Regions from separate parts of the Homo sapiens genome. Here region 2 is linked to region 1. A link is a contact called in ENCODE Hi-C or POLR2A ChIA-PET data. All regions are on one chromosome and are shown on one strand. The core of a region is the stretch at or near the end of the contact, and the rest is flanking DNA. Distances in the headings are between cores, read along the strand shown.

Region 1 (4,266 bases), core at 928-3,427:
TGCATAAAATATAACCAGATTATCTGCTACTTTGGATTACCTTTACTAATGTTCTCTTTTAGAAGGACAGATAAATGGGAGTTAACTTTTGTCAAGCCCTTTTGTATGAGTCTTTATTTATTATAAGAATTCCTGAAAACAATTTAAGAAATGGACATGCAACCAGAGGCAACAAACAAAAATGAAATTCTTCTAGTCTCAAGCAACATTTCTTAGTGCAAGAAATAAAGTATTTTCTAAGCCTTATTCTGGGTACACATTTTGCTCCTAGCTTTATTTGCTTTTTGCAACAGCATTTAAGAGAAAACCAACTGACCATTTACAACCTAAACAATGGCTTTGGGGTATGATTAAGAAATGCACCTGGGCTCACTCAAACAACACGTTTGTTTAACCTGGTGACTTTCCTGTGTCTGGGGTCAGGCAGGAGCAATCTTGGTTGGGGGAAGGAAAGAAGAGCAAATACAACTGACTCACTGAGAACAAAATGGTTGCACTAACTACCCTTTGTAATTACAACTGTTTTAACAGTTTCTAGTAGGCAAAGCTGTCATTTAAGTGACCCACTATAATTTGGGATGAAACCCGAAGGAAATTTTGCCAAGTTTAGAATAGGAGTTGCATTTCTGAGTTTACTCAGCATGATGAATCCACTAAAATGCTGACTATTCTTTTTTTGGCATAAACTTACGTCAAGGGGAAAATGAACATTAAAATGAATATAGCTAGAGAGGCAAACCGTCACAACATTCACTCCCAGGAGCAGACCATAGTTTATTTTACTTTTTGTATCTTTCTATTATGAAACATTTCAATCATATAGAAAAATGCAGAATAAAATAATGAACACCCCCCAAACATCATTTAGTTTTGATAATCACCAACACATGGGCAATCTTATTTTATTGTACCCTATCCACTCTGCTCTTTGAAATTATTTTAAAAAAAAATGTTCTTTTAGAGACGGGGTCTTGCTCTGTTGCCCAGGCTGAAGTAAAATGGTGCAGTCATAGCTCACAGTAACTTGAAATCCGGGGCTCAAGTGATCCTCCTGCCTAAACCTGTCCCCGGTAGCTAGGACTACAGGTGTGCAATACCATGCCTGGCTAATTTTTAATTTTTATTTTTTTTAAATAGAGACAGAGTTTCACAATGTTGCTCAGGCTGGTCTCAAACTCCTGCGCTCAAGTGATCCTCCAGCTTCAGACTCCCAGAGTGCTGGGATTACCGGCATAAGCCAATACACCAGCCTGCATTAAAGCAAACCCCAAACAACTGATGTTGTATTTCATAAAAGCTTTCACTGACAATATATGTATATATTTTCATAAGGATCACGCCAGAAATCTCACTGAGCATGAGATGTCTAAACCAACTTTAACCACACCTTGTAAAACACTTTACACTAAAACCTATCTGCCTAGAAAACCAATTTGCTTGAATATAAGTGGGTAATTCAAATGACAAAATAACTTTAAACACAACCCTCTATTAATTCATGCGGGGAAAAATAGCAACATTCTCAGATTGGGAAAATAGTGCATGTTACTTTATCCCTATGGTTCTAGTCTTTGTGGACATTCCAATCAGTGAGAGACAATATTAAAAGTAACATGGATAGATTTGCCTGGATGGAACTTAGAAAAGTAGGTAAAGGCTACTAAGGAGGCCGGGAGCTGCCTGGAATAAAACTTTTCCATTTTCCTTCACTACTGTACATCCAGAATAAAACAGAATGGCAACAGACCAAAACTTAGGAGCTTCAAAAGGCACTCATCAAGCAGTCTAGCTATTTACAATAATTTATTACCAATCTTAAAGATCAAAAGGAACTCCATCAAGCATTTAGATTCAATTCCTCACTGCCTGATGACTAAGTTGTAGAGGAATGAAGGGAAGCCAAAATAATCTGAGGTGACTTTGATACAATGCCACAAAGGATATGAGGAGGAAGCCGGTAGAAGCTGCAAATGGCTAGGTTCCATTAAGAGTTCTAATAAAAGAAGAATGGAATTTCCCTTAACTGCGAATTTAAAAATGTTACAAGTGGGCGAAATTTAGACAAGCCAGGCAAAACCTCTGATTTGCCATCGCCTTTTTTGTTGTTGTTGTTAAATGTTAACTTTAGCCACTGCTGCACTTATGTTCATTAAGTGGCTTCATCTAAAAAAAAATGCAACACTACCTTCAGAAATCTGGCCAATCTCATTCCTTTTGCTGTTGTATTACTTATCAGCCTGCTCCTTCTGTCTGCATTGTCAGACCCTATTGGCTCTCTCAATCTCTTTCAAACAAATTGCTGCATTCTGCAATGTGACTGATTTAGCTTGAAAAATGTAACTTGGAATGATATAAGTTTTAGTATTACATATCACCATGGTCACATGAAGCATAAACATCTCTTTTACGAGTTTTTGGTGCTTAAGTCAATTGGTCACTATAGAAACACTAGAAGCTAGTGTTTCAAATTCTTTCAACTTCTATGAACTGGCACAATTTTTCCCTCCTGAATCCAGACATCTCTGTATTTTCAACTGAGGAAAGTAGTTTTCACACTACTTACTTTGGCTAGTTAAAAAATCCCTACCACATGTCTCCCTATAAATTCATAGATAAAGATTTAAGTTTATATTAGCATTTCAACTGTGCAAATTTTTTGTTTGCTTCTGAAATCACCTCGAATTAACAGATTTACTGGAATCCTACATGGTTTAGAAGTTTTGCACAAGTCTCTGAAACCTTGTAATCTATTTCCCCATGAAGATGTGGAGTTAAGCATTTTCTTAAAAATGGCTACATATTTTTTCTTTTTAAAAGAGTGCTTATCTTTTACAAATATATTGTAAAATACTTACAAGTGAAAAGATGTCTAGGAATTTTTCAAACATGAGGGATGGAGAAGGTAGGGTATAAATGACACAGACGGACTATGAATCTATGAAGCTGTGGGATGGGTACATGTGGGTCGTCACGTTATTTGGTCATTTTCTGTGTAGCAAAGCTCCAGGCAGTAGATATTTCAGACATGATGCTATGTACTAATTTTTATTAGGATTTTCATTTAGAAAAATAACTTTCTATCAGGAGGAATGAAGAATCAAGTTTTGCAGTCAGCATTTCAATTATCTTTACCAATCCAAAACCCAAGTTCCTCCAGTACAGTGTTTGGAAAGAAAAAACAAAAACCAACCAACCAAAATACACCCCAAAATGTGTCTTTTCACTGTCTTTGAGATTTCAGTGCCAATATGTAACTAGATTTCAATGTGAATAAAATATAATTATTATAGTTCAGAAATATAACATTTCTGTTTTCTTTAAAAGGGATAAAGAGCTAAAAAATTTAAATTGAAATATAAATGTAATTGGTAAGTGTATTTCAGAATCACCATATGTTGGTGAAAATTGTACTATACATTCGGAAAGACTTTAATACTTAATATGCTATTAACATGCTTCTCTTACCTTGTGATCATATGGACTGTAAGAATGAAACACCCGAGAAAGATCTTTTGTCCTTTGCTTTTTCTGTGAAAAAAAACAAAAAAAACAAAAAACCAACATACAAACAATTGAGTTGACAGCAGATAAAAAATATACATGTGTGTATATATCTCTACATACATAAAGTTTTTTTTTTTTTTTTTTAAGAGATTCTTCCTTTGTGGAGGCTGAGAAGACACAGGGGTGCAACTAAAAACCAAAGTCACTTTATGGTTATGTGGGTCATTATCACAGAGCAACCAGGTGACCTCTTCCTAGAAGATTTCATAACTAAAACACTAATCATCATCAAAAACTGTATTTGAAAATACATAACAGACTAAAATGAAGAAAACACTGAAAACGAAAGAAAATTTAATACACAGGGCACTTCCGATTTCATTGTAATACCAACTGCTGTTACTCAGAATTGGGCACAGACATGCATTCATTTAAACGATACACCTCCTTCAGGCTTCCTGGTTACAGCTTGGGTCTGTCTGCTGGAGCTTGCAGCTATGAGGATACCTTTACTGTGTCACTGCTATATAGCCTAGGTACCCTGCATGGTGTTTTACACACAGCAGGCACTCAATAAATACTGGCTAAGTTAATGAATAAATGAATGTATGAGTTATACAGGCATATAACTCTTAATATCTGTAATGATGACACATAAGCCTCATAGATTAGTTATGAAGAGAAGGCTCTTTTGGCCGAGCATGGTGGCTCATGCTTGTAATCCCAGCATTTTGGGAGGCCGAGGCAGGTATATCACTTGAG
Region 2 (4,289 bases), core at 445-2,944, 3.2 Mb before region 1:
CCTTCCTTCCCTCCCTCCTTCCGGGATGGGGTCTTGCTGTGCTGCTCAGGTTGGTCTCAAACTCCCGGGCTCAAGTGAGCCTCCTGCCTCAGTTTCCCAAAGTGCTGGGGTTACAGGCATGAGTCACGGTACCCGGATTCTCTCTTTCTCTCTCTGAATATATATAATATATATAAAATATATATATAAAAATATATAATATATATAAAATATATAAAAAATATATATAAAATATATATAATATATAAAATATATATAATATATTATATATAAAATATATATTATATAGTATATATAAATATATATACTATATAGTATATATAAATATATATAATATATAATATATAAAATATATATAATATATAATATATAAAATATATATAATATATAATATACATAAAATATATATAATATATAATATATATAAAAATATAAAATATATAATATATATAAAAAATATAAAATATATAATATATATAAAATATAAAATATATATTATATATAATATATAAAATATATAAAATATATAAAATATATAATATATAAAATATATATAATATATAAAATATATAAAATATATATAAAATATATAAAATATATAAAATATATAATATATATAAAATATATAATATATATAATATATAATATATAAAATATATAATATATAAAAATATATGATATATAATATATATGATATATAAAATATATAATATATATAAAATATAAAATATAAAATATATAATATATAAAATATATAATATATAATATATAATGTATAAAATATATAATATATAATATATAATATATAATATATAAAATATATAATATATAATATATATAATATATAATATATTATATATATAAATATATATAATACATATATATTATATATATTATATATAATATATAAATATATATATAAATATAATATATATATTTATATATAATATATAAAATATATATTTTATATATTATATATAAAAATATATAATATATAAATAAATAAATAAAATATATATAAAATAAAATATATAAAATATATATATAAAAAAAATATATATTTTATTTTCTAAGACAGGGTCTTGCTGTGTCGCCCAGGCTGGAGTGCAGTGGCAAAATCATAGGTTACTGCAGCCTCGACCTCCTGGGCTCAAACAATCCTCCCGCCTCAGCCTCCGAGATAGCTGGGTCCACAGGCGAATACCCTGCCCACCTACTTTTTTTTTTTTTTTTTTTTTTTAATTGTAGAGACCGGGTCAGGCTGGTCTCAAACTCCTTGCCTCAGGGGATCACAGGCGCGTTATAGAGACGGGGGCTTTCCCTGTGTTTCCCAGGCTGGTCTAGAACTCCTGGTCTTAGGCAGCCCTCCCGCCTGGGCCCCTCAAAGTACTGGAATTTGCAGGCGTAAGCCACCGCATCTGGCTTTGCACATTTATCTTCCAGCAAAGAAAAACCTGGGCAACTACATCCAGGAACTTAATTGCTTTAATTTGGGAGCAAGCAGGAGATTGAGGGGTAAAGGTGCAAGAAGAGAGAAAAGAAAAATTAGGCTGTTTGGAAAGGGTAGCACAGATATGATGTAAGAAATTGGGTTTCACCATATTTGTGTGTGTGTGTGTGTGTGCGTCCTCCTCTCTCCTGCCCTCACTAGGCGTGCCTGTTTGAAGGCCCCGCGCGTTTCCGGCTCCTGCTCAGAAGCTGTCCACCTTGATTCTGCCCGTAGCAGGTGAACCTGGTGTGGTGCGCGCACTGCGGGTCCTGATTGGCTGTGCACGCCACGGTGAAAAACTTGAGCGTCTACTCCGAGTCCTGCAAGCTCCTAGTGTCTCCTCTGGGTGGACGCCTAGGCGCACGGCCGTTACTTCTCTTTCACCTGTGGATTCGTCAGTTTCTCGTTCGTTTCAGGAGGCGATCCCGCGCCCTGGGTGCGGTGAGGCCGCTGGGACAGCGGAGGTGCCTCCCGACGCGAAGCAGCGAGCTGAGGCGGCGGCCAGCGGGGAAGATGAGCGGCAGCAGCGCCAGGTCCAGCCACCTGTCTCAGCCCGTCGTGAAGAGCGTGCTTGTGTACCGCAACGGGGACCCCTTCTACGCGGGGCGCCGCGTCGTCATCCATGAGAAGAAGGTGTCCAGCTTCGAAGTCTTCCTGAAGGAGGTGACCGGCGGCGTTCAGGCACCCTTTGGGGCCGTCAGGAACATCTACACCCCGCGGACTGGCCACCGAATCCGGAAGCTAGACCAGATCCAGAGCGGGGGCAATTACGTGGCTGGAGGCCAGGAAGCCTTCAAGAAACTCAAGTGAGTCGGTCTCCCCCACCGCCCACCCATTTAGGTGCCCTATAGTGTGGGGTTGATATGAAGAAATGCAGATCCCTACCCCCCCACACCTCAGTGGTTGAGGGGCTGTGACTTCTCGGTGTGATTGATGCCCCTCAAAACTCTCGTTGCAGTTGGGGGGTAGAGGTTGACACTGTGACTGGAGAAGGAATTTCACTTGGGTCAGCAGTAGGAGTAAACTTAAAATCTGTGTATAAACAACAGGAATCTTAAAGAAAATAAAAAGGTATCCTTGCAAAGGTTAGTGACCAAACTGATACTTTTGCGTTTTCTGTTCAGTTTTTTCTTTCCTTTTCCTTATTTTTTTTCCTTGGAAATCCATCCTTTTAATTTAAATAAACATTCTTAAAAATCACTTCCAAGTGTTGGACACTATATTGTCACCAGAGGAGAAAATTGCTCTGCATTTCCCGTACTGTTTAAATTATTTCAACCTTTCATTCCAAGTAGAATTGACAACACTCACTTTTGTGACCCTGCTCCCACCCCCTGCATGTTTATGCTGTTAGCATAATGCAGGAAGAGTTTACTGGCTGACTGTATTTGTCGACTGTCTGTCTCCAGCAACGTGATTAGACCTTCAAGGGCAGGGGTCCTTATTCCCAGCTCTTGAGCTCACTCATAGTGAGTGTTCAGTGAATTAAGAAACCGTCAGTTCAGGGAACAAAGATGAGCAAGGCATGATTCCTTGTCTTTAGGAGCTTTCAGTCTAACTGGACTACCTGCACACTAACAATTTTAATGCAAGCTACAAAGGGATATGTGCATAGAAAAATAAAGTTATGTGGGAATTGTGAGTTGAGAGTTGGTTGGGGTGGTCATTATAGGACAGGTAGAATTTTACATTCCATTTTTTTTTTACAGCTTTATTGAGATAGATTTCTCATGGCATGAAGTCCAACCATTTCATTGGCTTTCAGTGTATTCAGAGTTGTGCAACCATCACCACCAACTAATTGTAGTTCATTTCCACCCCTCCCGCCAAAACATTTGTACCTCCCAGTTTCCTCTGTCCCCTGTCATCTGGAAACCACTAATCTATTTTCTGAATCTATGGATTTGTCTATTCTGGACATATCATATAAATGGAATCATACGGTATATGGTCTTTATGTCTGGCTTATTTCACTTACTGTAACATTTTCAAGGTTCATCCATGTTGTATCATACATCAATACTTCATTCTTTTTATTGTTGAATAACATTCCATGATTTGGGTATATTACCTTTTATATCCATGCTTATCCATTTATCAGTTTGATGTATATTTGGGTTGTTTCACATTTTAACTATTATGAATAATGCATCTATGAATATTTGTGTACAAGTTTTCATTTCTCTTTGGTGTATACCTAAGAGTGAAATTGCTGGATCACATGGTAACTCTGTATTCCATAGTTTAATAGAACATTTTAATTGAAATTCATCTTGGGCCCCAGGATAGAAAAAAGCCTTGACCATAAATCTAAGCTTATGAATTCATAAGCATTATTGGATTCTTAATAATTAAAATTCAAATAAAGTCTTATAACTACATAGAAATATTTTTCAAAATATCACTAAAATTCTTGAATGTAATCCTTCTTCTCCTATATTTGTTTAAATTGAGTTCTAGGTATTCTATTATACTTTTTGTTACGTCAGACATTCTTTTCATGGAAAGTGAGGGATATATTTGGATTTATTTTTCCCTCCCCTGAAGCTTCTTAAGCATGCTTTGTTAAACTTCGTAAAAAAGGGCTAAATGAAATTGCATGCTTAAAGGAAACTTAAAACCAGGAGACTGAAGACTGAGTTGCTCATCAGCTCTGTGTCCTTGGGCAAGTCGCTTGACTCAGCTAATCAGTTTCTTAATACAGAAAAGGTGCATAATCATTTGTACCACACAGGGCTGTGATAAAAAGTAAATGCTATAGATGTGTGTTTTGTAAACACCAAAGTGTTACATAAATATA

The links. A loop is a pair of places that touch in the nucleus more often than their neighbours do. ChIA-PET counts read pairs that join two places held with the same protein, here RNA polymerase II (POLR2A).
Region 2: a loop to region 1 is called in a map of psoas muscle, with 19 times the contacts of the local background. The contact joins the promoter of DCDC2 here to the enhancer-like site in region 1. A Hi-C loop is called at or near these places in 1 of 168 maps with a recorded cell type or tissue (psoas muscle). POLR2A ChIA-PET finds 5 or more read pairs at or near these places in 1 of 52 experiments (activated CD4-positive, alpha-beta T cell).

What each region holds. Positions count from the first base shown.
Region 1 is chr6:21,107,663-21,111,928 of GRCh38, reverse strand. CDKAL1 (CDKAL1 threonylcarbamoyladenosine tRNA methylthiotransferase) reads right to left here. Exons shown (of 16, transcript NM_017774.3): 13 at 3,466-3,528. Among named protein-coding and RNA genes, the nearest start is that of LINC00581, 400 kb to the left of the region's middle. Within about 2 kb of position 2,177, at least 5 of the 41 ENCODE cell types and tissues checked have a DNase peak (open chromatin) inside an H3K27ac peak, as active enhancers do.
Region 2 is chr6:24,355,464-24,359,752 of GRCh38, reverse strand. It overlaps DCDC2 (doublecortin domain containing 2), which reads left to right and starts at 1,694. Exons shown (of 10, transcript NM_016356.5): 1 at 1,694-2,295. The coding sequence starts at 2,003. It overlaps KAAG1 (kidney associated DCDC2 antisense RNA 1), which reads right to left and starts at 2,850. Exons shown (of 1, transcript NR_174942.1): 1 at 1,468-2,850.